3 separate regions of the Mus musculus genome follow, and regions 1 and 3 are each linked to region 2. The links are chromatin loops, found by intact Hi-C in ENCODE. Cell type or tissue: heart. All regions are shown on one strand. Links, peaks and the distances in the headings refer to the core of each region. The heading gives the core; the rest is flanking DNA.

Region 1 (11,045 bases), core at 1,053-9,052, 920 kb before region 2:
GGGGGTCTGACGGTCTCGGTGCAGCCTCACGCGGTACTTGGGGCCGCAGGCTCGGTCCCTCTGACCGACCGTTGATTGACAACTTCAGTAAATGGTCCTGTTCCCTGCTCGCGGCGACCTCTGCTTGCTGGAACTGTAGCTTCTCAGGGTTGAACTGAGCGCGGCTGTTTTGGTGGACTTCACCTAAACCTCGCCGCTCCTTTTTTTCCTACCTAAGCCTGCGCAACCTTTCTGGGCGCGATGACCTGTTCCCTTGCGGGCAATGACGGAAATGGTATTTATGTTTAGTTTTGAGCTTCTTTGGTTCTGTGGTGTGCTCTTGAGGTTCTGAACATGAACCATTGAGTACCACAGACTTCAGAGGACGTGAGACCGTGTGACGTTACTGTGTGACTGTTTAGGATGAAGATTTCAGGTTTTTTTTTTTTTTTCTTTCCTTCTTTTAGCAAATCAGGTGCTGTGATAAGCACTTGAGATAGGACAGATGAAAGAGAAAGGCCCAAGGAATTCATAGTTTCACGAGAGACCGTTATATTATTGTGTGGTTGGTTAGGATGAAGATGTATACAGGTGTGTGTGCGCGTTAGTGTGTTCGCGCGAGGGTCAGTGCACCTGGGCAGAATCTTGATCAAGTCTGGAGACTGGATGGCCGGGTAAAGCCAGCACTCAGACTGAGATCTGAGGTGTTTGGGGATGCCTATAACTGTATCCTGACAAAGTTTGGGGGGGGGGCGCCCTGGCAGAGTGTTGCCTCCCTCGTCATTGGAGAGTTCTCTGTCTTGCTAAGAAGTTTGAATTTTATATAGTAGTCATCAGGTGTAGTTTTACTCAATATCTACATGCATCGTGGTTGTGTCTGGAAGGTTTCTTGGAGGTGTTGTAGAAGATGGAGGGCTGGAATGCTGGAGAGGAGGCCAGTAAGCAGGAAAGAGATGACAGAAGCTGAGATTCAGTGCTTAAGTTTGGTAGGCAGTTGATGGAAAGAAAGAAAAAGGGAGGCTCTTCAGGACCTTTTGTTGTTGTTGTTGTTGTTTAAAATTTACATATGTAAAAGAATCCTTTTTGAAACATAAGTTGTTTCAAATGTTATTAATTCAGAATATGTTTCTAATAGAATTGTTTTTGTTGTATGAGTGTTTTGCTGCATTGCATGTGGGCCTGGTTAGGGGGTGTCGTGGGAGAGGGGGCTGGATCCTCTAAATCTTAAACAAGGCCCAAACACCTCATTTCTAATGTTATGTTTTGCCTTTAGCAAATAGATACTACCAGTGATAGAGCTGAAAGACAGAGCATTTGAAGCAGCCTACCATAACGGAGCTGCTTTTCATGTAGCTGCACTATTGTGCATGACTACTAAATTTCACAAAACCTGTTAAAAGCCCTGGAGCTACCTTTATTATTTCATATTTGCTCTAATTCAGGAAAGTAGTTAAAACCTGTATTTTACAGACTCATCTTGTGGATCTCAATCTATCATTGTACTTAATCTCTTAGTCATTTAATGTTTTCTATCCCTTAAAGGTTAAGAATAAATTTTACCTAAACTTATGGTGAAAATGCCATTTCATTGTTTTTTTTTTTTTGTTTTTTTTGTTTTTTTTTTTTTGTTTTTTTGTCGTTGTTTTTTGAGACAGGGTTTCTCTGTATAGCCCTGGCTGTCCTAGAACTCACTCTGTAGACCAGGCTGGCCTTGAACTCAGAAATCTGCCTGCCTCTGCCTCCCAAGTGCTGGGATTAAAGGCGTGTACCACTCGCCGGGCCATTTCATTGTTCTTAACCATCTTAAAAATATGCAGTTTAGAAACCTCAGATAACAACAGGTAAAATAGAGTATGCACCCAGTTTTTGTCTTAATATACATCTTAAATATTTTCCCATCTTTCCTCTAAATAATTTAATGGTTTTATAATATTTCATCATATGGTTACAAATTTGTATAACCATCTATTCTTGTTTGTTTGTTTGTGACAAGACCTCTACATAGCCCTGGCTGTCCTGGAACTATGTAGATCAAGCTGCCATCAGCTCACAGAGATCTGCCTGCCTTTGCCTCCTGAGTGCTGGGACTAAAGATATGAGCCACCATACCAGGCTTAGTTATTGGTAATTGAGACAGAGTCTTTCTACATAGTCCTGGTGCCCTGGAACTCACTATGTGTAGGTAGGCTGCCCTTGAACTTGACCTGCCTGCCCCCCCCCCACCCCCCAAGTGGTAGGATTAAGGGCTTGTGTCCCCTTGCCTGGCCGTATAACCATTTATTTTGTCCTTTATGAAAATAAACAGCCGGGCTGTGATGGCTCACGTCTTTAATCCCAGCACTCTGGAGGTAGAGGCAGGTAGATGATCTGTGAGTTGGAGGAGAGCCAGGGCTACAGGGAGGAAAAAAACAGCATACGGCCCTTTTCACTATTATAACAGAAGTTATAACCATTAGTATATATAATCCAACCTCTCTGTATTTGGGGTTATTTTGTATAGATTAGTACAGTTTATAATTTGAGTCAGAAAGTATAAATCCGATTAAATTCTTTGAATGTTTTTGCTTGATTGTAGCTCCAAGGAGAAAGTCGATGTCCTAGAACATGAGTGAGTGAGCCAGTGTGATTAGGGCCCCAGGGGGGAATGTAGGTGACCTAGAGAGCCTAGTGAGCTGGTGCTGTGGCCTCAGGGGGGAAGCTGAGTCTCCTTGAGAGCCCTGTCAGCAAGTGTTAGCTTCTATCCTCTTTCTTCAATGGGATTGTTTCTTTTTCACCAGCTTTGAAATTTCTAAGAAGTTGACAGTTGACATTTCTACCAGAAGAGTTGGTTTTTGTCCTTACAAGCAACAGGCTCTTCATTATCTTTCCTTCAGAGCTATTGTTGATGCAGTCGTGTAAAAGCACAGAGTTCAGCAGATGTGGGAGCGTAGTGCATTAAGTCACCTCCTAGGCGATATTCAAACTTTTATTTTTAAACTGTCAGGGGTCTTTGATGACTCATAAATGAGAGAAATATTCTCCATAAAGACCTGTATTTCTTTCCTCTTAAACCTAACTTGTTTTATTTAATCATATAGGTTTTTAAAAAATTATTGATTTTAATATATGCACAAAGACCAGTTTGGTGAGTCTACTAGGAAATAATTTTAAAGCTATTGGAAAGACTATAATCATGCATAGATCTTTTTTTGACTTTATGTAAAACTGTAACCTTTAAAAGTTTTATTAGCATATATTGATATGTAATGGGTTTCATGATGACATTTTCCTATGTGATTCCTGGCAATCTCCTTGTTCCTACCTAGTCCCCTTCTATTTTCTTGTAAGAATATGCTTTTTCTTTTTCCTTTTCTTTTTCTTTTTCTTTTTCTTTTTCTTTTTCTTTTTCTTTTTCTTTTTCTTTCTCTTTCTCTTTCTCTTTCTCTTTCTTTCTCTTTCGCTCTTTCTCTTTCGCTCTTTCTCTTTCGCTCTTTTTCTTTCTCTCTCTCTTTCTCTCCCTTTTTCCTTTTCTTTCTCTTTCTCTTTCTCTTTTGCTCTTTCTCTTTCTTTCTCTCTCTCTTTCTCTCTCTCCCTCTTTTTCTTTTTCTTTTTCTTTTTCTTTTTCTTTTTCTTTTTCTGAGACAGGGTGTCAGTGTGTAGACCAGGCTGGCCTTGAACTCACAGAACTGAGCTTAAAGGCATGTGTCATCACTCCTTGCAAGAATACAGTCTCTTTGGTATTATTTTACCCTACCTCATAATTGTAACTATTTAGTTCAAGAATCTAGAAGTTTTAACAAGGAAAAAGGAAAAGAAAGCCTTGTGTGCTGTCATAGAGCACTTACATAGAGCTCTTGTGCTTTATTTAGCATCCCTTAGAATTTTACTCAGAGCCAATTTAAATTGTACTTTATGATTATAACCACACGAGAGTGAGACGGAAGGGCATCATTGTATGTATGCCCTTTGCCCTAACAGTTGAATTGTTATTTTCATCTTTGTTTATTATTATACAGTATTAAGTGTATTTGTTTGTTTTTCTAGCCTGTAGTAGATTAGAAACCAGTTGAGAAGGATATGGATAACTCAGGGATAGAGCCGTCATTCTGGAGCTACTGAAGGTTTACACACTCAGTTTAACTTGGCGCAGCCCATATGTTCTTACATGTGAAGATTGCTGCCAAGAAATGGCAAAATAAGATTTAAGTTTTCTGCTTAAGGACACAGAAAAGTTAACAATTTAAATTAGATAATTTTAAAGCAGCCTTGTCAGAACCTTATCTATATATCTGCACTTATGTTAATGTTACAGTTTATCTGCAGAATTCCCAAAAGGAAAAAATTTATCTTTGCCAACAATCTCCCTACCCAGATGGAGACACTGGTCAAATCCTGGTGTATTTTAACTAGCAACTCAGATACTTAAATATACACTTTAAGAGCCTTTTATAAGGCCAGCCAGATAGCCTGCCTCCTTCCCTCCCTCCTTCCTTCCCTCATTCCCTCATTCTTCTGATTTTTGATTTTTCAATGTAGCCCTAGCTGTCCTGGAACTTGCTTTATAAACCAGGCTGGTCTCTAATTTATAGAGATCTGCCTCCTGAGTGCTGGGACTAAAGGTGTGTACTGCCACCACCACTATCCGAGCTCATTCCTATCTTCATAAAATAAAAAAACTTCCTAAGTTAGAGTGACAAGAAGTTGATAGTTCCTAGATTAGTAAGTGGCTAGCTAAGACTTGGCTCTTGGAATCCTCATCGCACCGTTAGAAGGTGTTGATTCAGGGAAGCCTGTCAGAGTAGAAGACTTAGGACCTGGCAGCCTAGGTGAATGAACAACTTTGGTGATTTATCTTTTTGGTTGTGAGCCATCTCTCTCGTCCTAGCTCTTGTAATCTAGACAACCGATATATACGTGCTTTCTTTATCTTTATCTCATTTCTTCTATGTATGCTCAATCTTTTGTGTTATAGGTTCAACAGGAGCCAGAAAAGTTAGTTATATTATGAGCAAAATGTTACATATGTCATTGTAAAATCTGGTGTAAAAATAGTGGTCAATGGCCGGGCAGTGGCGGCGCACGCCTAAAACCCCAGCACTTGGGAGGCAGAGGCAGGCGGATTTCTGAGTTCGAGGCCAGCCTGGTCTACAGAATGAGTTCCAGGACAGCCAGGGCTATATAGAGAAACCCTGTCTCGAAAAACAAAACAAAAAACAAAAAAAACAAAACAAAAAAAGTGGTCAATGAATAGTTTCATATTTCTTTTTTAAAAACCCCCACAAAGAAGTCTATAGAACATTTTTAAAAGTTTCTAAAATCAGTAAGACTTGGTTTATAAGATGTCTGGAAAATGCACTTGCTTGGAACCTTAGTGTTATACTTTCTGATCGTGAGATACTAAGACTTGCAGGTTTTGTTTTGTTTTGTTTTGTTTTTAAATTTTAGTCAAGATCTCACTGTGTAGTCCTGGTTGACCCAGAACTCACTGTGTAGACCAGGCTGGCTTCAAAGTCACAGAGATCTGCCTGCCCCTGCCTCTTGAATGCTGGGATTAAAGGTGTGCACCACTGTGTCCAGATTCAGAATATTTTTGTTGCTGCTTGCTTTTTTTTAAAAAAAGATTTGTGTATTGTATGTATATGAGCACGTTGTAGCTGTACTGATTGTTGTGAGCTATCATGTGGTTACTGGGAATTTGAATTCAGAACCTCTGCTTGATCTGGTTGGCCCCACTCGCTTTGGCCTAAAGATTTATTTGTTATTTTATCTAAGTACACTGTTGCTGTCTTCAGATCACCAGCAGAGGGCATCAGATCTCATGGTTGGTTTTGAGCCAGCATGTGGTTGCTGGGATTTGAACTCAGAACCTTCGGAAGAGCAGTCAGGGCTCTTAACTGCTGAGCCATCTCTCCAGCCCTGTTGCTTGCTTTTTGTTCTTGTTTTGATAAAAGGTCTCGCTATGTAGATCTGGTTGGTATAGAACTTGCTATGGAGTGCAGGCTGGCTTCATTAACAGATCCTCTTCTGCCTCCTGAGTGCTAGAACTAAAGGTGTCCACCAACCACCACACCTAAGTGAGACCTGTTGTCTTTATAAATATGTTTCTTCTATATGTACATTTACTATGTATTTTCTAATGCCAGCTATTCGTAAGTGATAAATAAAAAACAGCAAGGTAGCTGGGCATGGTGGTGCAGGCCTTTAATCTCAGCACTTGAGAGGCAGATGCAGGTATATCTCTGAGTTGGAGGCCAGCTTGGTGTTTTGAGGTGGAGGGGTTTAGGACAGTAACACAGAGACACCCTGTCTCAAAAAGCAACAGCAAAATAAACAAAAGACTCCCCTCCTCAAAACAAAAATAAAGCAAGGTAGTTGGGAGGAGACATTATTTTAGGTAGGATACTATGAGATCACCTCTAAAACAGTGGAATGCACACACAACACACATCTACTCTACTGCTTTCCAACCCTAGTTCCTTTATTTGTCTTTGCCTTGCCCCCTTCATGCCCCTCTTTGTCCTGTTACTTAGCAGCTTCACACTTCTGCTCAGCCTTGTGACTTCCGTTTCATGCTATGTCTGTCTGTCTCTTTAAAGATTTATTTATTTACTATGTTACAGTGTCTACTTACATGTATTCCTACACACTAGAAGAGGGCAGCAGATCTCATAGATGGTTGTGAGCCACCATGTGGTTGCTGGGAATTGAACTCAGGGCCTCTGGAAGAGCAGCTAGTGCTCTTAACCACTGAGCCATCTCTCCAGCCCCCATGCTGTGTCTTGAACTGTGCTTCTTGTGACCGTTCACTCAGAGTTCGGAAAGGAGAGAATCGCCGTACTAACTGGTCGGTTCAACCCAGAATAAGCATATTGGACCAAGTTTCCAGAGTTTGCCTTTGGTTAAGTTTTGAACTTTCATCCCTGAGTTGGAAGTTCAGGTTGTAACCAGGCTCGTTAGGCGTGCCAGCATGTACTTAGAGCTTGGTTTTCCAGGAGTGAATAAGTAACTGCCCCTAGCTTTACACAAAATAGGGTTGCTGCTAAGTGATAGCGAATGTGTCTAGCAGGTGCAAGGCTCTCCGTTCAAACTCAGGTACTGAAAACCAGAATGAGAAGTCCTTTCTTTAACTGGGACTATAAACCGGCTTTAAAAAAAAAAAAAGAAACATCTTTTATTTGTTGACATTAACTATAATTGCATTGTTTTTTCTCTTCCCTTTGGCCAGCCCTCCCATGTAACCTTCCACTTGCTCTCTCAGATTCATGGTCTCTTTTTCTTTAATTATTGTGGTTGGTGGTGATGGTGTGCATATTGCATGCATATTATATGTATTATTCTGGCTTAGTTGTAGGTTCTCTAAGATTCATGACCTCACTAGTCCCAGGTACTTGGTGAAGTTTCTAGTACTGAGCATAACTTTCTTTTGTTGAGTGGGCCTTAAGGCCAATTAGAGAGCTGTTGGTTACCACCAAGATATATGTGCCACTGTCCTTACACTTAACTCTTCCATGTTGGTTGTAGTCCAGAGTTGTCAACCCAGTTTTCAAAAGGACCAGTGAACTGGACAGCCCACCCCCTACTTAGAGGTTGACAGCTTATAACTTAGTGCCAATCAGTTGGTACTATGTGACAAAGCAGGCTTTGTGTTGGTTGGCCAACTTTTTTCATTTTCTTTTTAAACCAGAAGTCCCAATGTAAACAAAAACAATCTCATTTTTTCTTAACAAACTTTTCAAGTATCAAAACAACAATAACAATACCATTCACAATATCATAACCCAGCGGTGTGTTATTGATTTGTGGCTCTGGCTTTTTGTAGATATTCTAGTGAAGCTGCCCATCTGAGACATGTTAAAAATGGTCTAACATGTTGAATAAAGGCCTGGTGTTACACCTAGCAGTCACGTGCTCTTGAACTCTCTGGGCTTTTTCTTAGCACACAGAATGGTTTTTAAGGATCAGATTTTTACAAGTAGTGAAGTTGGAATTGGCCTTAATTATGATCACTACCAGGTTCTTCACTTTGGTTTTCCCCCATGTATCCCTCCCTCCCCACTCTGTCTTGCTGAGTTTAGTGCTGCAGAGATTTGATGATGAACAAGTAGGTGATGAGAGCATCTTACAGATTCTTTATCGTCATGGACTTCTCCACTTATCCTGGAAAGTCAGAGTTAGGTTGGGATGAGAAAGAGACAGAATTGACTCGTGAGCATAAAGGAACCTCCCTGACCTCTGCTTCTGTGCAGGTTAGCTGACGAGCTGCACATGCCATCCCTCCCTGAAATGATGTTTGGAGACAACGTTCTAAGGATCCAGCATGGCTCTGGCTTTGGAATAGAGTTCAATGCTACGGACGCACTGAGATGTGTGAACAACTATCAGGGCATGCTCAAAGTAGCTTGTGCTGAAGAGTGGCAGGAAAGTAGGTGAGAATCTGGGCAGTTACAGGCTCAACACAAAGTATTCAACAAGGATATGTGTGTTTTATTACAATTAAACTTTCAAACTGTATTATTCAAAACTCATTTTTCTGAGCCATAAAACAAAGGTTAATTTTACCACTGCTTGAAATACTCATTAGGTTAAAATATATGTGAGCTGAGCTTTGTAGGTGTTCTTTAGTCCAATCATTACAGAAACTTTAAAGTTTCTGGTTTTAAAGAAAAACATTTCTTGTAATTGAATATTTGTGGGGTATTAAAACTAAGAAAAATGTTTGGTTGGTTGGTTTTTGCTGGTTAAATTAGCAATATTTACTTTGTGCCTATTGAATATATACTATATGCTTTGAAGGACAGAATGAAATGTGAGCTTTGAATCATGTCTCAGGAAATGTAGGACGACCTAGAAAGAGTATATCAGCACATGACAAGTTAAATAACAATACATGTTCAGAAAACATGTATTGTTACTTAGAAAGGTTGGTTTTATGCTAGTGAATGATAGTATATGCCTTTAGTAGGATGTTTTATATTGTATGTGTGTTAGTAGGGTATTTTATTTTATATATATAATGTGTTAATTTGGTGTACATATGAACACTGATATATATTCTAAATTTTATCGTCCTTTTTGTTTTGGTATTTGAGGACGGAGGGCGAACACTCCAAAGAAGTTATTAAACCATATGACTGGACCTATACAACAGATTATAAAGGAACGCTGCTTGGAGAATCTCTTAAGTTAAAGGTAAATCTGAACCTTTGCTTCATATGATTCATATAATCATTAATCTTGGGAGATAATCTTAGCACTACATCCTAGTTGTGGTTATTATTTTCCCAACTCCTTTCATCCTGCTTCTTGCTTGTGGCAGACTTTAGAGCTTAATGTGAGAGGTTTTGGTGTATTATCATATTATTATAAATATTAGTTAATTAATTAGTGGAAAAGAAGACTATTACAAGATTTTCCTTTTTTCTCTTTTTGAGATGGAGTCTTGCAAGGCTGGTATTGAACTTTTGGGCTCCTCTTGCCTTGGTCTCCTCAGTGTCTAGAACCACAGGCATGCATGTTCTGCCTGAGAGCAGTAGTCTTTCTTTCTTTTTTAAATTCAATTATTTAATTAATTTTTTAAACAATATTCTTTAAAGTAAGGTTGGTAGATGCTTGCTTTGCCATGGTGTTAACAATATGACAGCCAAGAAGCGTCTGTCCCCAGAAACGTATTATTAGGTGAGTTAGATAGAAACTGCTAGCTAGAAGCTAGTTTTACATATGAACAAACAGTTGAACAGAAAACTTATATATGCTTGCACTGATTTTAAATTTGGTATGACTTTAGATAGTTAGTTACCTCTCTCTTTCTTTCTTTCTCTCTCTCTCTCTCTCTCTCTCTCTCTCTTTCTTTCTTTCTTTCTTTCTTTCTTGTTTTTTTTGTATTTTAATTTTTGAGACAGGGTCTCGTGTAGCCTTGGATGGCCTACTCTATTTAGACCAGGCTGGCCTTGACATTTGCCTGCCTCTGCCTCCCTGGTGCTGTGATCTAAGGCATGTGCCACCACACCTGGCTCTTTAGGTGAGGTATTTAATCAAGGCTAGTGACCATTGCTGGCAGGTTGAGTAAATGATAATGCTTACCCACAGCGGAGTTTTATATGAAGAGTTCACAAGCAGATTCTAATTATTACCTGTTCAAGTGTTGTTAGTGTTGAGTTGCATCTGTATAATCTCTGCTCCAGAAAAGCTTCCCCGAGAGTGTGGAACCGCTGTCTCTACAGCAGCTACATTTTTAGGTCTTCTAGTAGGACTGAGGTGAAACAAATGTGGCTTAGGTTGTGTGTCTGACAAGATTGTTCCATTTTAAAGCATTTTCCTTAAAAGTTATTTAGGGCTGATGAGATAACTCGGTGAGTAAAGGCATGGCTGCCAGTGACCTTTGCTTGGTGGCCAGAGAGAACCTGCACCTTCAAGTTGTCCTCAGATCTCCACACACATACAGATTACACACAGATTAAAACAGTTTTTCCCCCAAGACAGGATTTCTCAGTGTAATCCTGGCTGTCCTGGAACTTGCTCATAGACCAAGCGCCACCTGTCTCTGCCTCCTGAGTGCTAAGAGTAAAGACGGGCCGCCACCACCCAGCAGATGAAATTTTTTAAAGTAAAAGTTTTGGCAGCTAGAGTTAACTGGGCATGTGAGGTGGTGTGTGAAAGCCTTGCCTTTGCACAATGTTTTAGTCTCAGCAGATAGAAGCTAATTCTTAATAGTTTTTCCCTCTCCAACTTTTCTGTGTGTTTCCAGGACAGAAACACAATTTTTGAGAAAATCAATGTTCACTCATTTATTCACTTACTCATTTCATCAGACATACGATGAAACTTTGCTGTGTAGAAGCCATTGGTGATTCTAGAAGCCATTGGTATCCTCCTGTGTGAGGTGAGGGAATTTTCTTATTCGCTAAAGAACTGCAGATTATAGTCTCTTCTGATAGAAGAACATCGCAGCGAGCCTAGGTCATTGATGTTTTGTTGCCAGGAATGAGGGAAATAGATTTTTTAAAAACCTCATGCAATCGTGATGATTACTCTATGGATTCACATAGGGAAAGCTGCATTAGCTGTAGGTCGATCAGGAATAGGAACCT
Region 2 (10,870 bases), core at 2,871-10,870:
ATTCATATGTTAAAGAAAGCATAAAGCCCATTGAATAAAAGTAACACAGGAGCTGGGCATGGTGGCACACGCCTTTGATCCCAGCACTTTGATCCCAGCACTTGGGAGGCAGAGGCAGGCGGATTTTCGAGTTCGAGGCCAGCCTGGTCTACAGAGTGAGTTCCAGGACAGCCAGGGCTACACAGAGAAACCCTGTCTCAAAAAAAAACAAAACAAACAAACAAAAAAAAAAGTAACACAGGAAAAGCCATAATGTTATTTTTAATTAACATTTCTTGGCTTGGGGATTTGGTAGTGGGGGGTTTGCCTAGCAAGCACAAGGTGCTGGGTTTGGTCTTCATCATTGAACCAAAAAAAAAAACAATAAACAAAAATTAACCTTATCTCATACCGATTAGTCTCTCCTCTGTGTTCCTCAGATTCTGAAACGCCTCTGAATACTTGTCTATAACAAAACAAGTAGACACAGGTGCCTAATAGCCAGGGGTTATTAAACAAAAGTCTCATGCCACATGTGGGATACCTCCATTTATGCTGTTGGTCAGAGAGAACCCAGAGGCTCCCCACACAATACCGGCTCTTGCCATTCCTCTTGGCTGTTCACCAGAGTTAGTCGATAAGGCTCTATTGCTGAAGACACTACACACCTTGGGTGCCATATATGGAGAAACCAAACTGGAACTTCTTCCCTGCTGACAGGCTCTCATACTGCCCGAGGATGCAACGCCGGCTGCTGGGGAAGAGAAGGCGTCAATAACCATCAATCTCCACATGATGACCCCATGAACTGCAATACCAACCCGCAGGCGAGACGTGCTCATCACTGCAACAACAGCCCAACCATTAGCGGGGAAACCAAGCACTCTGATCAGTTTCCAGGCCTGCCTACCAAGAGGGAACTCACGCCCAGTTAAGTGCTGTGGCTAAGGATGTTCTACAACCAAGAGGGGAACTTCCTACTGTTGCTTAGCTAAACTGACAGTGTCGAGTTGTCTTCTAAACCCTTACATTTATATCCACAGACAAATACTTCTCTCATTCTGAATCAGAGAAATATTGTTTATAATGAGCACAGGTGAATGCAGACATGTTCGAGACACTGAGAGTACGTGACCGTGAAGTGCTCCACCCTACATGTGGCCTTCATACCACCCCCTTTACGACTGGCTGCAGAGGGACAGAGAAAACGTCAAAGCCCCCGTACAGTGAGATACAGTGCTATGAAACACTGTGTCATGGGCATGACTTGATCAATGAAATCATAGCCTCACACGAGGTCTGAACACTCTTAATGTATATTCAGGATCAAATGTCACTGAAAGTTAAACCAAAGATCTACAAGCCACAGAAGCAAATAATCACAATTAATCCATTTAAACGGAGAAGAACCCATAGATATCAGATGTAAGGCCTGATAAAATCAGGCATGTTTAGCTGCCCTATCCCCCCAAACCAAAAGTGTTCTTTTAAAATATATTTCAATTAATTCTACAATTTCATACAATGTATATTGATCATCTCCATTCTCCATTCCCCCTCTAGCTCCTCCCAGATCGACCCCCAGCTCCCAGCCCCTCTCAACCTCGGGTCACTTCCCCTTTAGTAGCCAAGTCCAGTATGTGGTACATTCACCAGTGGGTGTGTGGCCATCCACCGGACCCTGTAGGTTCTGAAAACTCAACTCAAGACCAAGTCCCCCTAGTTCTAACCCTCTCCTCTCTTTTCTCTGGCCTATAACTGCTTCCACCAGGAAAATGAATCTGTAAGAGAGCTTGAGGCAAAATTAATATACTAAAGTAAATTTCTCAATAGTAAAAGTGGTCAAGAATCGTCGCAGCTTCAAATAGCTACGTCTGAAGCTTGTTTTAGATTTTCGTCCCTTCCCATTTACCCCAACTATTTCCTTCTCATTAGGAAGTAATCTTGTTAATATGAAAACAACATACTCCATTTGGATAGTACATTGGATAGTTTATGAAGTGCCCTAAGGTAATCAGGATAAATAGCAGCTTTCTGATTTCATGAACGAGAAGACGAGGGCCCCAAAGATCCCCCAGTGTCTGCCTCCTTGGTCAGTGCTGAGACCAGGACTGTAAGAAGGAGTGGGAAACTCCGCAGTTGTGGCTCTGCAGGAGGGCCTGCCACAGCAACAAGCAACCTCTTCCATACAGCTAGAAAAGAGAGGGCGGGTCGTCTGTGGGAGTAAGGAGGTCTGAAGCCAGCGTCCAGCATCCTCACCTTATACAGACAGTATACTTCAAATTCCAACACTTCATGAGAGAAATAAAAAAACAATAACAGGCAAATATTAGAGGGAAATATTAGCAATTACTTTCATTTATGTAGCATGCAGGAATCTGTGATCTTTCTCAATATCCTAAGAGCAAGAGGCCTTCTTAGGAAAAGATGAAATCTACTTTTAGATGTATTTATGTATGTATGTATGTATGTATGTATGTATGTATGTATGTATGTACTGGGCAGAAACAGCAGTTCTGAGAGTTAGGAAAGCAGCAAGCCTGGTTTGTATTCTGCTGGCAGAGTATACATTGGTAAAACTTTTCTGGGGTTAACTTGGCAGCAGATGAAAATCTTAAAAATGCACGTGACCCTACACTTAGTTATCACCTTTCTAATTTATTCTAAAGAAACAATGGATGTGTATGAGATGTACTTATTATATAGAGCGATAATGGAACAGATTAAAACACGGATTGACTCCACCAGAGAAAATGAAAAGGTAAACTGTAATTCTTAAAACTCAGCCAGGAAAAAAAAATACAAGGTTCCTGCTAAGTGAGGGAAAACATAAATTTTTCTAAAGAATTATTTATTTATTTTATGTATTTGAGTACACTGGTATCGCTGTCTTCAGACACAGCAGAAGGCATCAGATCCCATTACACATGGTTGTGAGCCACCATGTAGTTGCTGGGAATTGAACTCAGGACCTTCAGAAGAGCAGTCAGTGCTCTTAACCTCTGGGCCATCTCACCAGCCCCCACCCCAAGACATAAATTCTAAAACGATATATTCAGAGTACAATTACATTTACATGATATCTACATATATTTGTGTATGTGTGTGTATATAAAGAACAACCAAATTACAAAACAGCAATTATGAAGAGAGAAATTAGGAATCTCTGGTCTCCAAAGAGAGAGAATATTTTCTAAGAAATTTCAATAGTAAGGGTTACAGATCAGAAGAAAAAAATTGGTACTGCTAGATCAAATTAATATGGCTGAAGTTTCAAGGTAGAATCAAGAGGAAACAATTTAAATGATGAAATAGATAAAACATATGAGACACACATACACATATGCTAATACATCAAAAAATAAAATCTAAAATTCTTGCCAAGCGCCATATACTCCAGTATCTTGGGTCTGTGCCCACCTTCTCCAGTCCTCTGTTCCTCCAGAGCCTCTAATACACCTCTGCACTCACCTTGCCTCGAGGAATCCAGAGCCACCTGAGATCTTTTCTATTACTAAAATCTCAGTTTGAAAACCACATCTTGTGATGACCTTGACTGCATGTCAAACTATTTATTCTCTCTCTCTCTCTCTCTCTCTCTCTCTCTCTCTCTCTCTCTCTCTCCCCCCCCCCCCTCTCTCTCTCTCTCTCTCTCTCTCTCTCTCCCATGTGTGTGTGTGTGTGTGTGTGTGTGTGTGTGTGTGTGTGTAGGTGTGTAGACAGGGTCTCACTACACAACTCTGGCTTGCCTGGAACTCATTGTGTGTATATACACGTGTGTTGGGGCACACAAAAACGTGTATGCATATGCATGTAGAAGATAGAGGATATCCTTGGGTGTCATTCCTCATTAATTTTACATTTATGTATCATGAATGCGTGTATCAGAGTACATATATAGAAGTCATAGGACAACTTAGGGGAGTTAGTTCTCTCCTTGTATGATACGGGTCCCTTTGTTACTACTTGTTTGGTTTTTGAGACAGGCCTGGAATGTACTAAATAGGATAGGCTGGCCAACCAGTGATCCACCTGTCTCCATCTCTCCAGTGCTGGGATTACAGGCACATGCCACCATGTCTAGCTTTTGTTTTGAGTGCATTTGGGGGACTGAATATAGGTCCTCACGCTTGCAAGACAAGTGCTTCACCAACGGAGCCACCCCCAATGCTGGTTATATACTTATGTCAGTGAACAACCTCCATCCTCCACAGACACTATCACCCTATCGGCCTTTGCCACATACATCTGTCTGCCTGTGCCCAGACTGCACACGGAGGGAAGGACATCTAGCTTCCCCTCCTTTCAAAACATTTTGCTGCTTCTCAGAAAGGACTGACAGCAAATGGAGGGGAGGGGGAACCCTGAGATTTTTAATTAACTGTTTTTAGGCCTCCCCCACCCCACCCCACCCCACCCCCAGCCCCAGTTTTTCTACCAAACAGTAAGAGGACTGTCTCTAAGGTAAGCCTGCATGCCCGGAGAATTCCACTCTTCATGCTCAAGGACCAAGTTTTGATTTTGATGAATCATGAGTCACAGTAAGAAAAGTACTTATATAATAATCAGCTTAGCTGGGCGAGGTGGCGCACGCCTTTGATCCCAGCACTTGGGAGGCAGAGGCAGGCGGATTTCTGAGTTCGAGGCCAGCCTGGTCTACAAAGTGAGTTCCAGGACAGCCAGGGCTATACAGAGAAATCCTGTCTCGAAAAACAAAACAAAACAAAACAAAATCAGCATACACCACACACACACACACACACACACACCAGATCAAATGCTAACTAACTTCATGCCACAAATGGTTACAATAGATGGGAGCAAGAGAAATCAAGAGCAAAACAGATGAACGGTCACTTCCACACTTCCTTCGTTAAAGTAGAAATACGAGGCTACAGAATAGGTAAAATCATTGATTATTTGGAATCCAATACTGAATACATTGCCTCTTAGATTCTGTCAAGTGCCTAGAAAGGAGAAAAGAGGGAGGAAAGAGATTGGGTCTGTGAAGTAAAGGTTTGAAAAGGTCTCTTTGGTACCAAAGGACCAGATTGGTTAACAAAAAGGACTGCTGAACGTCAGTCAATGAGAAAGCCTCATTGTGCAGATGCCTCTTGCTAAGTCACAGCTACACCCACCTGAAGGCAACATTTTGCTCTGTCCCGTCCACCACGCACAAGTGCAGAGATGACTAAAGATGAGTTAACTAGAACTCTGTGCACTAGAGCAATGGGTACATTAAAACCATCTAAAGGCTTATTAAAACGCAAAGTATCAAGCCCCATTCCTATTCAGTCATAATTTATGGTGGTGTTGGTGAATGCTAGAACTCTCCAAGTAATCCTGAAAAACATACCTGCTAAAACACAGTGATCTGGAAAGTATGAAATGAACTAGACGCTGAGCCAGCAGACAGCTATTACTAAGCGGTCCTGGTAGGAGATGCAAGGTAGAACTCCACCGCTTGGGAGAACTGACTCCAGCACTCAGGGAGATTCAGATCCAAGTTAGTGTTGAGACAGCACCACGTCGATAAGGGTCTGCAAGCTTGAAAAACGAAAAAGATAAACAATGCAAGCTTATAAACGGTTTATTCGAAATAATTCTCATCGGGTTTTCTTAGATTCCATATCACCCCCATTTACTTTCTGTTACATTGCTCTAGCTTGAGGTCTTAGTGGCGCTAAAATGGAAATTAGGGTGCTGCAAGAAAAGGGGTGCGCAGAGGCAGAAGGAACTGCTCCTAGCGAGGTAAGAGGTGATGAAAGGCGGGGTGCCCAATCGCCCAAAGACTTGGATGTTCCGTAACCAGGGTCTCGGAGCCTTTCATAGGGCCTCCCTATAACACTTACCATAGTTTGTAGATCTCAGCACAGGAAATAGATTCCTGTACACAGGAAGACTACACCACCACCAATGATCCGGTTACTCTGGCAACGCAAGCCCCGCCTTCCTCCAGCCACTGCTTCGAAGACGCCGCCTCGAAGCTGCTTCGTCTCCATTGGCTGGGAGTAATTAGGCCCCGCCCATTCACTCAAAGATCCACCCTTTGCCTCATCGCCTGGGGCAACGCGACGCCACCTTCTCCGTTCCAACGCGTTCACTTCCGTCTGGCTGGTAGTGACCCGGAAGTTTAAGCGTCCATACCGCTTGCATTATCTATTGGTACTTTTTTTTTAAGTAGATATCTTCCAGTTTTCGCTTTCCGAGCCGATACATAGTAGACCCTGTCTCTCTTCATTTTACACACAGCACGAAGTGTCAGTTGGTCCTTGTCCTTCAGAAGAGCATTCCGGAAATGAAACCCTGTGTAATAGGAAGTGATTAGAGTGAGCGAGGCGCTGCGTGTCAGGGAGGCTTGGGCGGGTTGGCTTCCGAGTGCCAGGGGAGTTTACAAGTCAGCCGGCTGCTGAGCGAGTGAAGAGCCTGAGCGGTGGACATTGAAGTAAGGATATCACAGGTAAGTCCTGGAGCCGGCCCGTGTGCCGGACGCGGTGGGAAGAGGATGGTCTGGGCTGGAGTTCGGCAGCCATTGGTTTGGGATTTAAAGGTTGTTCTGGGAAGAGGCTCCTCCTGACAGGGACAAACTTGGGCTCATACTCCTGGGGAATGAGGCTGACAGGCTTAATTTTTCCACCTCCTCTCCTTTTAAACTCGGCACCCATGCCTCCCCACACCTTCACCCGGTGTTTCTTAGACAAGGACACTTGCTCATCGGCATCGCATGGTCCCAGCGAAGTTTCTGACTTTAAAGTCTCTGTTTGCCATTGGATAGAGTTTCAGGATGCATTCCCAGGGCAAGGATTTGTGATGTTCAGGAAGTTAGACCGGGTACTGAATCGTATACATCTAGGAACAGTCAGCTTTTAGGACGTGTGGTCACCTATTCTACAGTCTAGACTCCAGAGACCACTTAAACCTATGCCTGGGTTTTCATTATTTAACAGGTATACATTACAGCCCGTCAAAAGGAAATAATGAAGAACGTGGGTACTAAAGACAGAAACAATTAAAAAATAACTTTTAAAGTAGATGCATTCTCTGAATATATTGTTATTGCTTTAATTCTTTCGTATGTATACATCTCTAGGTCTTCGGTGAAAGTCTTGGATTGTATTCTCATTAGTTATGGAAAAAATGACTACCCTTAAAAGTTCGGAAAACAAAGGTAAGTGTTTTTGTTTTGATAATAATTGATTTGGTTTTTTGTTTGATTGGTTGCTTTTTTGGTTTGGGGGGGAGGGTTGTGTTTTGGGTTTATTTTGGAGTAGGAGGGCGTTATTTGAGACAGGGTTTCTCTGGGTTGCCTTGGCTGCCCTAGAACTCATTGGCCTTGAACTCAGAGAGCTCCCCCTTGATTATCTAGTAAGGCAGGTAATACAACTGTTCGTTTTATTTTTACTACACTGTAACTATTGTTAGTGAAAACAGATGTTTGTGCTACATGGATCAATGAAAACTATACCTATATTTGATGTCACTTGTCTGCATCCTTTAACTGTCTCGGGAGAGCAATGTGATTGTCAGTATAACAACAGAACTTTCTCTCAAGCATGTGAATAGCACTGCCATCATAGGAGGGGTGGACCATTACCTATAGGGCTCATCGCAAACCTAAAATAAACAATTTAACTAAATATTAAAATTGTAGACTTGTACATTAAAAATACAGTGATGACAGTTAATTTAGCAAACAGATAGTAAGGTCTGGGGCATTTAAATAATAAGGATCAGGTGGAAATGATTCTATGAACAAATGAATTTGGAAATGCTGGGTTGGATTGGTTATACAGGCATTTCTTAGCACTGTTAGGAAACCAGTGTATACTGTGAAACACCAGAAGCTGTGCTTCATGCATAAGTGTGCACACGCATTTGATCAAGCAACTGTTTATCCAGAGCCTAGAGAACAGAGGTTCTCAATATGTGGGCCATGACCCCCACGTATCAGATATTTGCATTACATATATACAAAACAGTAGCATAATTATAGTTCTGAAGTAGCAACGAAGTGTGCTGTTGGGGTCACCACCACACGGGGTGCTGTATTAAAGGATCTCAGCGTTCGGAAGGTTGGGGACCACTGGACTGGAGGAGAGGGCTGGGGATCACCTTTATAAAGGTTAATATGATTGTCGGTAGCATACTTTTCTAATGGAATAGCTAAACTTTACTAGGTGATAATGGTGACATTGAAAACACTAAAGCTGGGCCTTGTGGCACAGGCTTGTGATTCCAGCTACTTGGGAGGCTGAGACAGGAGGATCACAAATTCATACCCTGTTTGGGCTCCAGAGTCAGTTCAAGGCTAGCATGGGCAACCTAGGCAGATGCTGTCTCAAAACTGTAAAATGAGGGCTCCAGGACAGCCAGGGCTACACAGAGAAACCCTGTCTCGAAAAAACAAACAAAAAAAAACAACAAAAAAAAAAGCTTTGGCTAGACTGCTTGCCAGGACCCAGCTTCAATCCCACTGCCTGCCCCCATGCATGCCGAAAGAATATTGTCCTAAGATTTACCAAGAGACATCCTCAGTTTACCAGTTTATTGTTTAATTTGCATATGTTCCAGAAGATCTGTCAGACTATAACATAAAGGAGCTATGAATTACTGTTTTAATGTAGAAGGAAAAGCCAAGATGTTTTAAATTTTTTTTCCCTAAAGGTTTAAATGAAGTTTAGGTATGTGTTCATAGAGTAATAAACTCATTAAATAAACATTTGCTTTTCTTCTTTATGCTGTGCACATTTCATTAGCTGGTAAAATGAGCTGGTAAAGGTATCTGTGACTAAAGGAGCTTCCAATAGTCCAGCCTGGAATTATTCTGAAATGCTCTCGCACTTCCAGTGTTCTCCCAGCTCCCAGGCATAGAAGGATGGGGACGCCCATGACGGGACTAGGGTTGTCCCACAACAGGCGGTGGAAACTTGGTATTATCTTGGCTCATGAGTTTGATGTTCTGCCTGTGCCCAGTCATGTGACGTAGAAGTACTTCTGCTCCTACGTTTACACTGTCCTTAGTAAAGGCAGTGTTTGTCTCAGTGATGGCCTCTAATTGTGCTCTTTGCCTTCTGGAATCTAAAACAAAAGATTGGTAAATTGTGACCCTCAGACTGCTTGAAAAAGTTTGCAGCCAATTTGATGATTATAAACCGTGGCTGAATCCATGTAAATCAGGTGTCATCCTGAATAAAGTAGATTCTGTTTTTCTTATTACTTACTTAACCAAAAATGTTTTTGCCATTAAAAGAAAAAAATGGTTTTGTTTTCTCATGTGGGTGCCTAGAAACTTTCTTCAGTTTTACTTCATCATTCCAAAAGCCTACAATATTTCACCCCAGGCCTTTTACCCAAAACTCAGCAGCCCCTGTGTAGAAAGTAGACGAGTGACCTTGCTGGTTCTTCACAGTCCATCAGTCCAAGGGAAAGCCAGGATGGAGAAGCCACAACTCTTCCATGTGTTTTAACTGATTAGCGCCTGATCCCAGGTGGAAAGAGAGTGCTCCAGGGATGCAGGTGGCTCCCTCAGGGGATGGAGAGCACGGATGGGTGCTCAGCATTATTCATAATTACAGAGCTGGTGCCAGAGGTTTTGTCTTCTCACTGGAAGGATGTAATTATTCATGAATGTGCCCTGAATTGCCTAGTACATATGTAATAAAGGTTTCTGTGTGTGTCACAGGGAAACAAGAAATGATGAAAGGTAAGAAAATGCAAAGCCCTAGCCCTGCCTGCTCACCCGCGCGTTAGCCAGAGCTGGTGAGTTATTCCTGGTAGCCATGAGTTCTTAGCAACTAGAACAGTTTAAATAAACTTAAGGGGAAATTGGACTTGAAGGTTGGTTGACTGTCTTGACTGGAATTTGTTTTGTTTGAAAAGAAATATTTGTCAAATACACATTGTTTCTTTGCTTTTCAACAGACTTTGTGATTTGTCCTCAAATTTCTATTATTTGGAGTTCCTTTATTTGATTTTTTCTTTATGAGAGCTTTATTTAAACTTCTAGATCAACTATGTTATGACTTGCCTAGGAATCCATTTTGACTTGAACCAAGTATCTAACTGGAATCTTATTTGCCAAGCTCAGTGGGCTGGAATGAAGTTACTTTAGGGATGACTTTATTTTTGTTTTTGTTAACTTATAGTTAATGCATAATTTTGCACTTTTAAATACCAGAAATAGACAATTAACAGAAAAACAGATTAGATAAAATTAGACAAACCTAAACCCACATTTTAAGAATATGAAAACTAGTCAACCATAGTGCTGTGTGAAGGGGCAGAGGCAGGAAGAATCCAGACTGAGGTTGTCTGGGACTGCATGTCAGCTTTGTGGCCAGCTTAAATTACATAGGAAGGCCCTGAAGGCCCTGTCTACACACACACACACACACACACACACACACACACACCTTTATTTTTAATCTATGAAATGAAAATGTCTTATATTCCAGTGACATCATTTTAACGCTATCATAACAGAAAGTCAGAATTATATTTTATGATATTAAGTAAACTTTCTTTGGACTGTGTTTTTACCAGGTGCCAGAGTTGTTAAGCCTCTTCCAGGCAGCCTAGCTGGTTAATGTTTCTTCCAGGCAGCCGCTCTGATCTCCGCAGATCTTTGCAGCGAGGCTCCTGAGACCGACTGTAGGCCTTTATTGTTTACTACAGGGATGGAGGGGCCTAGTGAATCTTGTCGTTTTCTGGGACTTCCTGGAGCTGTTTTGAGTTTACTTCTGGCTTAAGGAGCTTCCCTGCAGGAGGGAGTGTTTCAGTCTGGGAGGAAACTGCTACAGGACAAGTAGTCTTGGTGGGTTGTTTGGTTTTTTTTTTTTTTTAATCATTTCTTTTGGCAAATGTCCTCTGTTTAACATCTTTGCTAGGCATC
Region 3 (11,045 bases), core at 1,722-9,721, 57 kb after region 2:
AAAGCATAAACATGCATCACACACAAATTTAAAGAAAAGTATTTAGTGTACACACCCCAAAGAACCTCACCATTTAGCAGTGCAGTGCCCTGTAGAGTACCTGTTAGCTTCCTTCATGAATGAATGGCTGCAAGGAAACCCGGACTCACTGCCACTGCCCAGCATTGCAACAAAATCTCATGGCTAGCAGAGGCCAAGGTCAAGTCCAGATTGTGCCACATTCAATGAGTGCTGGAGAGCTGGAAGCAGGGGCTTGTGGGTAGGTAAGGTTTAGTCCCCCTTCGAATTCATCCTTATCATCAGCACAAGAGGACAAACCCTGCACTACAGGACTGTCTGATGCAAGGATTAAATATATAACCACTTACTCGCCTTTCCACAGCTCTGAAAACTAGAAGACTGAATAAAAATGGCTCCTGGACTATACCAACCAGCACAGTTCCACCGGGAGCCTCATTTTCCTGGTAAGAGTGACCACTGAAAAGTTCCTTCTCTTACAGGGAGCTCAGCACCTAGCAATGCACTAAGGACCTACAGCAGTCAGTTTAGGGTGTTTCTGCTTTGTGGTTGCTCTGGGGCTTGGGGGGTTAGGGGGGGCCAGTGATGCAGTAGTGACGACTGGCCTGGAACTTGCTATGTACACCAGAGTGGCCTCAAAATCAGTATGACCATAGGAACTGGTGAAGGGACTCTCTGTCAAAAGTGCAAATTCTAACAAGTGAGAAACAAAGCATCCTGCATCCCCTAGCAAGGGGGTGGAGGATGGAGGCTGGGGGGCTGGAAGAAGCCTTCCCTACAGATATTTTCAGTTGTGTTCCAATGAGCAACTCCCTGCTCCCCTGTACCCCTGTTCTCCCAGATACTACCCTCCACCTGGTCTCTAAAATGTGACTGTCTCCTATGTGACATGGTCCCTTACCATGTCTTTCTCTACCACAAAACTTTTGGCCAATAAACCTTTCCTTAAACGGTATTCTTCACTGAAACTATGGTCTCGCTGCACAACGGGCTATTACTGGACCACACAGAAGAATGAAGCCGGGTCACCTGCAGCAACACGGATAGAAGCAGAAGCTATATTTTAGGTTAAGTGATCCAGACACAGAAAGGCAAATGTTACATGGAAGCCAAAACAAGCCAGTAAAAATACCGCACAGAGATTACCTCAGGCTGTGAGCATAGTTGAGACAGTCGTTCCACTATGTTCTGGAATGGCTGTACTCAATCACAACTGATTATATATTTTATGAGTTTATGAATAACTGGAAGGGAGCAACTCAAGGGCTCCAAATATAAGGAAATGGTGGAGAGGCGAATTGTTCCGATGTGATCGCTGAATCCCATATGCACGTGCTGAAGTTGTTACAGTAACAAATGGATACATACAATTATGTTACTAAAACGTTTTAAGATATTCTCTATCACTTACTTCAGCACCCCATCTTCTTGCGTTCCAGAGTTTTGGCCAACAGTTCAGCCTGGTAAAACTTTGTTTAGACATGGAACTTTCAGAAGTAGCTGTCCTTAATTAATTGCTAATGTTCCATTTCGTAAGTCCCATCCTTTATCAATTGAAAGGGTGTGGTGGTGCATGCCTGTAGACTGAGGCAGGAGGACCATTAAGTAGTTCAAGGCCAGTTTGGTAACACAGGAAAGCCTTGATTCATAATAAATAAATAAATAAATAAATAAATAAATAAATAACCCTCATGAGGTTAGTGCTACACCAACACAAACCCACAATTTGAATAATGAAGATGAGGGAAAGTAATACTACCAGTAACACTGCCATGTCAACTAAGTACGCCAAGGGATGGGGCAGGTGGAACACGGGAGACCAGATGGGCTAGCTTTAACTCCCTCTAATTAAGTGATCTACGTTTATTCTTACAAGGAACAGCAATCAAGAAAAACAAAAACAGAAACCTCCTCTCCCACTATCAAAAGAACCATAGCAGCACATCTCCCACATACCATGCTGTGAACTTGACCTCAGCTATTTCCAGTTAATCCAAACAGTCCTAAGAAGCAACTGCTTTACCATCTCTGTTTTACAAGAAGGAAACTTGGTGTTGGAGAATGCTGCATTACACAGTCAGGATTGGCAGAGAATGATATTCCCAACCCAGCACACCAAAGCATCTACTTTCTTCAGTCACAAAACTGCTAGTGATTCCGAACGCCCGAAGTTTCCTTCTATCGCTTGCAGAAGTTTTCCCATCTCTACGGAGGGAGACCATGACAGGGACTCCTCAGAGACAGAGACCACATAGTCTGGAGAGGTAGGTCTCAAAGGACATTCTTTCAAAACATTTCTGATAGAGAAGTCTTAACAGCAGAAAATCTTCCTTTAATAGATATTTGGCTCTTGAAGAACAGCTTCTCACAGGCAAAAACAAACAAAGGGCACACATCCCCTTATTACCTTTCTGTTGGCTAGCTCTCATCCCAGGCAACACCCACCACGAGATCAAAGGGAATCAATCGATCTGTTCTAGTCAAAGTGCCTTTCACAACCTTGGGCAGAACTTGTTTGTGTGCATTTTCTTCTGGGAGATATGCTACGGGAAAGTAAATTGTTCGGTTTTAAACCAATTCCCACGTTGACTGAAGAAAACCAGGTAAAGAGCTCTGTGACCCTACTTGATGAATACATATTTACATAGCACTACTTAATCTGTATTGAGATTTTAAAAGAATGAATGAATGAACCTTTAGTTCCAGGAGTTCTGAGCCAAGTAAGAAACATGTACACACACAGAATTTAAAATGGAAACTGAAAACATGGTGGGTCCAGAAAGATAAGGAAGATAGGAAAAGAACCCACAGACAGACAGACAGACAGACAGACACAGACACACACACACACACACACACACACACACACACACAGAGAGAGAGAGAGAGAGAGAAAGATTATCTCAAGCAGAGATCATACTTTTGAGTACTGGACCATACATAGGTGAGTTGGTGAATATACTAGATTTAGAATTGTCATATGAATGAAGCCTGGATGGACTAAAAGGGCAAAAGGAATCTCCAAGGCTCAGAGTGTCAAGCAGAATATGTGAAATGGTTTTACAAGTCAAAGAAAAGCAGTAAACATCAAAACCGAATGCTACCAAGAAAAGTTAAAACACTTTTCAGAGATAAAGAATTCTGTTGGCTACAGCAATAAACAATCGTAATCCCAGACAGGCTGAGGCAGGAAGATCATAAGTTTAGGAATACTCTGAGCAACTTTTCAAGAACATCCCTAAAAAATGGTCAACAAGACTAGCTAAGGCTCAGTGGTTAGAAGCATCAACTACTCTTCCAGAGGACCGGGGCTCAGTTCTCAGCACCTATGCCAGTTGGTTCATATCCACCCATAACTCCAGCTAAAGGGGTTCTGACATCCTTCCTCTTCTGGCCTTCACAGTCTCCCATACACACATGGCAAACACTTACACGGTCCTGCACTAACTACAAAATTAAAAAAGAAAAAGTCTGGAAATGTAGCTCAGCAGTATAGCAAAAGGAGCCAAAGGAGCCCTGGATTCAGTTCCTAGCATAATAAGTAAATAGCTTTTATTAATGTTTGGCTTTTAATGATTGGGACATAGTCCAATTAGAACCTGCCTCAATCTTAAAGTGGTAAAATTCTAGAATGGGAATGGAGAGGGGAAATTCTGCCCTTGAGCCTTAGGCACTCAGCATGATTTAAGATAACCCAGGTTGGCACTTCTGATGTCTTCAAGGGAAAAATATAAACTTCAGTACAAATGTCACTGACTATAACCTGGGATTTACTTTGCTTAAAAATCATTCAATGTTTTATTTAGCTGTCCGTTGCTGAAAGCAAGTGCTCATTCGTGAAGGACAACAGTGGTTCTATTTCAGCTACTAGGTTTTCGTTTTGTTTTTAAATGTAGGATTCTCAACCTGGAAAGAAGGGCTACACTAGCATTTTAGCAAAGACTCCAAGATCCCACATCCCAGATCACTAGATTTCTCTTTAAATCCCCTTGCCTCGACTACTTGGCACTAAGACAAGCATCCTTGTGTTGTCGTACAATGAACAAGCATTTGCTGGGCCCAGCACGCTGCTATACTCTTATACCCCCTATATGTAAGGCCTGCTGAGAGGGCAGAGCATGCCATACTGCAGCACACAGCAGCTCTTGATCCAGGTCCCCTGACAAAACATATCAACTTTCAAATATCAACACCAAGAGCACATTTCTCCTCACATGCTTCTGTCAGGCAAGGACATACACTGTGCAGATCGCACAGCAGTTTGCATGCAAACTTGCTTACTCTGCTCACATGCTGAGTCATGTCTGCCTCAGGGTCTATACCTCAGGTTCAGTGGTTGTCCTGGGTCTCCAAGATCGCACTTTCTTATAACCACAGAGCAATTTTCTTCTTGGAAAAACCATTCTAAATCAGAAGGCTTTATCTTTCTACTGTTGGCTTTAACCAGCACCAAAATACACATGGATAATGAATAACTGTGACATGATCCATAAGACTAGGGAGCAGGGTGTAACATTACGGCAGAAGTCAGCTGTACTTGCTAAATGTCAGTGGATCCGGGATTCCACACTGACTCTCAATTCTTTCCCAGGTGACCTTGAATAAAGGCACAACAAACTGGACTCTGAGTAATTATATCCTGCCAGTCTGAAATGGGTCTGGTAGTGTCACCTCTTGCTCTGACCTGGCATGCCAAGTTATTGAGTTAGTTGCTCCTCAGAAGTGATGACTGACAGGAAATGACAGGGAGGCTTAAATGGGAGTCATATTCTACAGCCACCTGGGCAGGGAAGCAGCGCGGTAAGGAAGGAAACCGGGTATAGGAAGAAGGTGGCAATTATTCAGCATCCACTCATCTGACAGTAGGGAAAAGACATCGGACCTGAGCTTTCACTCTTTTGGATACTCAAGGAAAGGGTCCTGGAGCAGCAATCTCCATCTACAAGCTCCTCTGACAAAACCAAGTGCCGGGATAATGAGCTTTAATCACAGGAGTTAGGCACATTTCTGAAGTATACTATGCACTTCTGTGGTGCTGTGCGTACAAGTTTGTATCTTGAATAAATGTCTGCGCAGGAGTTCTTGGTCATGGCCCATGTGCATCACAGCCCTCAAAAACACCTGTACGGAGGATAAAACCTGTAGGTGAAGCAACACTTCACCATCCGAGAAAAGCTAAGTACCAATTATATGACACCGTCTGTTTTCATCCCAGAGACGGACTTCAGAGGGTGCAGTAAATCTTTGGACACAGTCTTACCTAATCAAGCACCCATATTCGGATGGCGTACTACTGTCCTGTATTGTCCTTCTGTAATAGCGCGTATCTATCTTGTCAGGGGTAAACAAAGTCAAGGAGGGGAAGGAAAGGGGGACCCTCTCACAAAAACAAAGCCAAATAACATCCATCCATATATACATACAAACACTCATATGTACATATTCTACTGAAAGTCGAGTTTACTGTTTTCTTTATCCACGCACTGTCCCCGGTCCCCAGCAGCTCCCACAGGACTTGTCCGGGCAGAACCGGGTTATCCACATACGGCCTGAAACACACATGCACGTGGGCTGCGGCCCATCTTGCTTAGTCTCGCACGGAACGTGCTAGAAACGCAAAGAGTAAGGCCACTTTTCCAAGCGAGCAGAAATCCGAACAGATATCTGCGTAGCCCGCTCCGGGACTCCGCCGCCAGACCCTCCACAAACATCTGACATGCTCGGCCTCCCCGCCTGCCGCTCCTGCCTACCTGTCTCTCGGTCAAGTTCTTGTCGGGTCCCAGAAGGTAGGGCGTGAGGAACGGCTCCGACGGCCGGAGGTTTGCGAAGAAGCCGTAGGCGCAGAGCAGCGCGGTCGGCAGGAACCAGCACTCGCGAGGGACGCGGGCAGTACGCAGAAGCATCCTGGCCGCCGCCGCCGCCGCTCGTCTGGACACCCTGGCTGGCACGTCCATCCTGGGCGCGAGGGGCTGGACGCCGACACGGCCCCCTCCTCCTTCTCGGCCAACGGGAGGGCGCCCGAGCCGCGAGCCCGCGCGGGCACCTGTAAGCGTGCGCGACGCCGCCTCGCGCCAGGGTCAAGGTGCTTGGAGTCCCCACCGCCCGCCGGCGGCCACAGCTCGCTAGCCGAACGCCCTTTCCCTAAGTCCGCCTCCGGGTCTGGCCCGCCACCCCGCCTGGCCCCGCCCCCACGCCCCGCCCCGACCGCAGAACGCCCTTTCCCTAGGTCCGCCTCCCGGTCTGGCCCGCCTCCGCCTGGCCACGCCCCACGCCACGCCCACCCACAGCAGACGATCACTAGCCACGCCCCCGGGAACCTCCTCCTCGCCAATGCCTCCCGGCCGGAGCCAACCTCCCTGCTTCCCTATTGGCCAGTGGCTCAAAAGACAGAAAGGCCGCTTGGGGCTGCGCGCCCGGGCTCTGACGTGAGGGGTTCTGGGACATCGGACTTTTAGGGGCCATGTCTGGACTCTGTGGCGAGGACCCTACACACCCTCCCTGGTCGGATCGGTCACCAGGCATTTTCCGATCACACGTCCGGAAGGCTCCCTAGAGCGGGATCCCCGGATGTGTGCTTCATCGCAGCGAGTCTGCTCAGTCTTATCTGCCAACCTACTGATGTTGGTCCTCTGCCCGGGACACATGATGACACAGGCTTGCAAACCTTTAACCTTGAGGCGGGAGAATGCAATCCCTGGGCTCCAAGAGCTTTTTGTTGTTGTTGCTGGGTTTGATTTAGTTTGCTTTTTTTTTTTTTAACATTGTCTTTAAATGTGGTAGAAAGACACAAGCTGGACCTGAGAACTGAGATTTGGGGCCTTTTACTATAGACAGAAAGAAAACGAGGATGACCGAGTTAATCAGCAAGAGGCTTTTGCTTTATTTCGTCACTTTTTGTTGGCAGGATACAAAGAACAATTAACTAATATATCCTATGGAAAGGAAATCGCCCTAAAAACCTAGGCCCTAAAATGGGCTCAAGGTTTCAGGAAGTGTGCCGCTCACGAAATACCCACAGGGTTCAAAAGTAAAAGCAGCTAACCCCCACCCTACACTGGGAGGTTTCTGTCTTCTCGGTCCATCCAGACAGGCTAATCACCCCGTCTTTCTCCAAGGGAGCCTGCACTCCCCCTTTCCTACTCTTGGCTACAAAATCTGGCTCAGACCATGCGCTGCTGGCTCTCCAGCACCTCTGGTCACAGCGACTCCCAGTCTTGAGATTCACCTCTCAGACTGCTGTTGTTAGTGAGGGCGATCTGAATTTTCATTCTTTCATTTCTGCCTGGGTCACTGCGTCTCCAAGGAGAAGGACCAACTAGACACCTGAGGGCTGGCAGGCAGGACTGAAAGGGCTCACTGTGCGAACCTCCTGGGTTCCCATTGAGCGATCCTTCACTAAAACACTTCACTAAAACAGAAAAACGAGGCAATAAGAGGGCAGGTTGTTGTCAGAAGTTTTTCAAGGGCAAACCGTGGCAGGAATCCCCAGCGCTTTCTTTCATCGCCCTCTGCATGACTTTTTGCTGGACTCACAGACTGACTCTGTCCCAATATCAGCAGAATCGAGCTGCACGAGTGAATACACAAAATGTGTGCGTGGAGCAATTTGCCAAAATGCAAGGTGTGGTGTTGACATCTTTCAGAGTCTTTTGAAGGGCTGGCTAGGAAGACTTTATTCCTTTTAGCCTCCAGAGGCTATATAACCTGTGATGATATCAGTTTGTAAGCTAAAAGAGAGTGTGCCTGTGTGCTATATTTCAAATTTTCTCGGTTCAATTTACTAAATTGATAATATCAACCGTTCTAAGTCACCAAAATCAAACGTCTCCTCGATGACAAGAGCTCCGAGACCAAAAAGCTTGAGGATGTTTGGTCTATTAAATGTGTAGTCACCTAAATTTCCACCATCATATCAGTTTCTCTTCACAACTATAGAGATAGAGCTGGAGCAGTTAGTTCTCCTGGCTGCCTTGCACGGACATGTATTTTAGTAGAGAAAAGGGAAGAAAAACAAATGAACCAACAAGCTGATAAGGGCTTTGCATTGAGATGTCTATCTTTTAAAATCAACTTTCTAGTCTTTTGTTGAGGCTTGAAACCCTATGGAATCTATACATCACCTTGTTATAGATCGAATATTGAAGTTTCTAATCTTCGAGATGAGTCTGGATATAAAGCAGTTTCTCCTGAATTGGGCAGAAAATTACTTCTTACTTTTCTGAAAGAGGTTCCTAAGTAGGCAGAATTCTACCAAAATGACTCTTGTCCTTATATAATCTCTATCTACTTGAGTGTAGCACGAAAGCTTATGGATTTGATGAGATAATACTCTCGTGATTGCACAACATTTTATAACAAAAATGGAATTATCTAGCTAGCCTAATCACAGAGGCCCTTTGTAAGCAGAGAGTTTCTTTCCATGGTAGCAGAAAAAGAACCCAGAAGGGTTTATTTGAAAGGTCAAAAGGGTTTGACCTTTTACTGCCTATGAACCAAGATGAGGGCAATCTGTGACAATGGAGCGTGGGTCCTGGCTGACAGCAAGGAAGCCAGTACCTCAGTCCTACGATCACATGGAACTGAATCCTTCTAAAATTCTTAAGAATAGTAGCACACATCTGTAGTCCACCATATGGTAAACTGAATCAGGAGGATTTCAATTTTACAGCTAACATGAATAACATGGGAAGTTCGGGGACAGATACTGTACATAGTGAGAACCTGTCTCACAAAACTACCACTACCACCGCCACCCAGCACGTCAGAGACCTTGGAGTGCAGTCTTCCTCAGAGCCTCCAGAGGAAAGTCCAGCCAACATCTTGGATTTAGCCTATGAAATCCCAAACAGAGATCCTACCTACCTAAGCCCATCTGGTTACACTCCACTGTGAGCTAAGCTGTTGTAATTGTTTTCAGATGGTAAATCTTTGTGAACTTGCAACAATAGGAAACTAATGTTGAGCTAATATGTATGTATGTATGTATGTATGTATGTATGTATGTATGTATGCATATATGCTCTCATCCAAGTATTAACGACTCCAACCCCATTTAGCTTCTGAGATGAGATAAAGATGGGCATGTTTGGACAATATGGTCAGAATATAAATTTCTAAGTTAAGGTTATAGTAAGACAATGCAAAATAAGCAATGTTGAAACAGACAGCTCAGCGGCTTAGTACATTCCTAATACTAAGCCATTGCCCCTTTCTAGTAATAAGAAATGTTTTCAACCACATAAGCCAATTCACACTCAAGAAGCTATGAGTCTCCACTGACCCCTTACCCACAATGCCTGGGAACACTATAATGTGCCTGTGTGTCTAACAATGTGTCTGCATGAAAGTTTCATACCTGCGACCTTTCATCTCTGGCCTCTTTCCCTTAGCATAGGACTTTATGTTTCACTTATACCTTAATGTAAGTCAACACTTTCTGTTCGGTAGTTGAGCCCTGAGCCATATCTATACACTCACCAGTTAATGGGCATTTGGTTTGCTTTCACGTTTTGAGTGAAACGTGAGTTATAAACTTGCGAGTGAGTGTGTGTGTGTGTGTGTGTGTGTTTGAATGTGTGTTTCCGAGGAGAGGAATTGATGCCTCATTTGGGAATTCTGTTTTGTCTGAGGAGCTGCCAAACTGTTTCCCATAGAAACAGTACCATATTCAAGCAATATCCAAAGCTTCCAATTTTTCTACATCCTCATCCATGTGTATTTTTCTTTCTAGGGGGTAGCCTACCTAGTCAGTGTGATGTGGTAGCTCATGGATTCGGTTTCTAACCTCCCTAGAGAGTGATAGTGTTGATGTTGATAGTGTTGAGCATATTTTCCTGTGTGTAGTGACTATCTGTCTATCTCTAGGTCCATTCAAGTTCTTTGTCCCTTAAATTGTTTTCTTTTGTTATTGAACTACAAGTGCTTTTTATGTATTCTGCGTACTATGTTCTCCCATGAAATATGGATAAATAGGATATTAAGAGATTTTTTCTCTCACTCATATGTGGGAATATATGTTTTGAAAAAAAGTAAATTTATGTTTTACACCTTTCTGGTTTTTGTTTATCTTGCTGAGGAGTGCTATGTGGAGAGCATGCAGAAGTATAATAAGGTATACTTCTACTACCTTCTATACAACAATCCGTTGTGTGGATGTACTTTGATTTATTTAAGCATTCCATATTTGTGGCACTTATAGTTCTAGTTGTAGGTCATTAACAGTGCTATAATTAAATCACTGCACAATATATGTTTATATATGCTTAATTTCATTTATTCACTGAATAGTTGAAGAATACATATTTAGAAATATTTAAAATAGTTTTTAAAAATTTAAATAAAATTTAAAAAATTAAAACACAATTTAAAAAATAGGTATGTCTCAGTTGTTCTCTACAAAAGCTAAAGCGGGGCTAGCTTACATTTTCACTAGCAAATATAAGAGCATTTGTTTTGAGAGCAGTTGAAAGCAGATTCTTTTTGTAATAGCTTTATGAACTCTTTGAGAATTTCTTACAATGTATTTTAAGCATTTTTCGGCACCCTGTACGTCAGCTCCTCCCAGTACAGCCCTCTCCACCCTCCCATTTCTCCCTATCCACCCCTGAGATTACTCCTAAAGGCCGAGTTCTTTCCTTGCTGGAAGGAATGCAGGCAGAGAATGTTGAAGGACAAGAGGGGTCGGGTTTTGAGTTTCTCTAGTAGGTGGAAAACAGTAGTTCTCACAAAACTAGTAAAGATTTGGGCCCACAGGAGATGTTTGTCATTGTCTGGAGATATTTGTTTATGGTCATGATGAAAGGATAGATGTTCCTAACTTAAAGCCAGGGAGTCTGCTAAAAATTCTACAGTCTCCGAGGAAGTCCTTTCCACAATTACCTAGCACAGGTTCACTACTGAAGATGAGACAGCAGATAAAAAGTTGAGAAATATTGGTATGTAGATTTGAAAACAGGAAAATAGGATGCTTTCCTAGCATGTGAGAGACTCTGAATTAGACTCCCCAGTATTATAAAATAATGATAATA

Evidence for each region. A loop is a pair of places that touch in the nucleus more often than their neighbours do. Peaks named below come from ENCODE experiments on the same cell type or tissue, not always from the same donor. Only the 100,000 strongest peaks of a DNase experiment are listed, where the experiment ranks them.
Region 1: it touches region 2 in a loop (2.1-fold over the local background); 7 of 42 quality-filtered maps call a loop at or near these places.
Region 3: it touches region 2 in a loop (8-fold over the local background); 3 of 42 quality-filtered maps call a loop at or near these places.

What each region holds. Positions count from the first base shown.
Region 1 is chr1:165,225,607-165,236,651 of GRCm38, reverse strand. It overlaps Tiprl (TIP41, TOR signalling pathway regulator-like (S. cerevisiae)), which reads left to right. Exons shown (of 7, transcript NM_145513.4): 2 at 8,205-8,384; 3 at 9,048-9,147. Among named protein-coding and RNA genes, the nearest start is that of Tiprl, 5.8 kb to the left of the region's middle. In heart, for the core only: a CTCF peak has its summit at 5,743 (motif pointing right); no DNase peak of the experiment used is centred there; H3K4me3 peaks cover 272 bases.
Region 2 is chr1:164,302,716-164,313,585 of GRCm38, reverse strand. It overlaps Blzf1 (basic leucine zipper nuclear factor 1), which reads left to right and starts at 6,102. Exons shown (of 7, transcript NM_001160209.1): 1 at 6,102-6,439; 2 at 7,070-7,147; 3 at 10,866-10,870. The coding sequence starts at 7,108. Nme7 (NME/NM23 family member 7) reads right to left here and starts at 5,914. Exons shown (of 14, transcript NM_138314.4): 1 at 5,832-5,914; 2 at 5,336-5,526; 3 at 648-733. The coding sequence starts at 707. In heart, for the core only: no CTCF peak of the experiment used is centred there; DNase peaks (open chromatin) are centred at 6,035 and 6,345; H3K4me3 peaks cover 2,410 bases; H3K27ac peaks cover 1,273 bases.
Region 3 is chr1:164,244,180-164,255,224 of GRCm38, reverse strand. It overlaps Slc19a2 (solute carrier family 19 (thiamine transporter), member 2), which reads right to left and starts at 6,179. Exons shown (of 6, transcript NM_054087.3): 1 at 5,769-6,179. The coding sequence starts at 5,972. In heart, for the core only: a CTCF peak has its summit at 6,401; DNase peaks (open chromatin) are centred at 6,414 and 7,134; H3K4me3 peaks cover 3,341 bases; H3K27ac peaks cover 2,353 bases.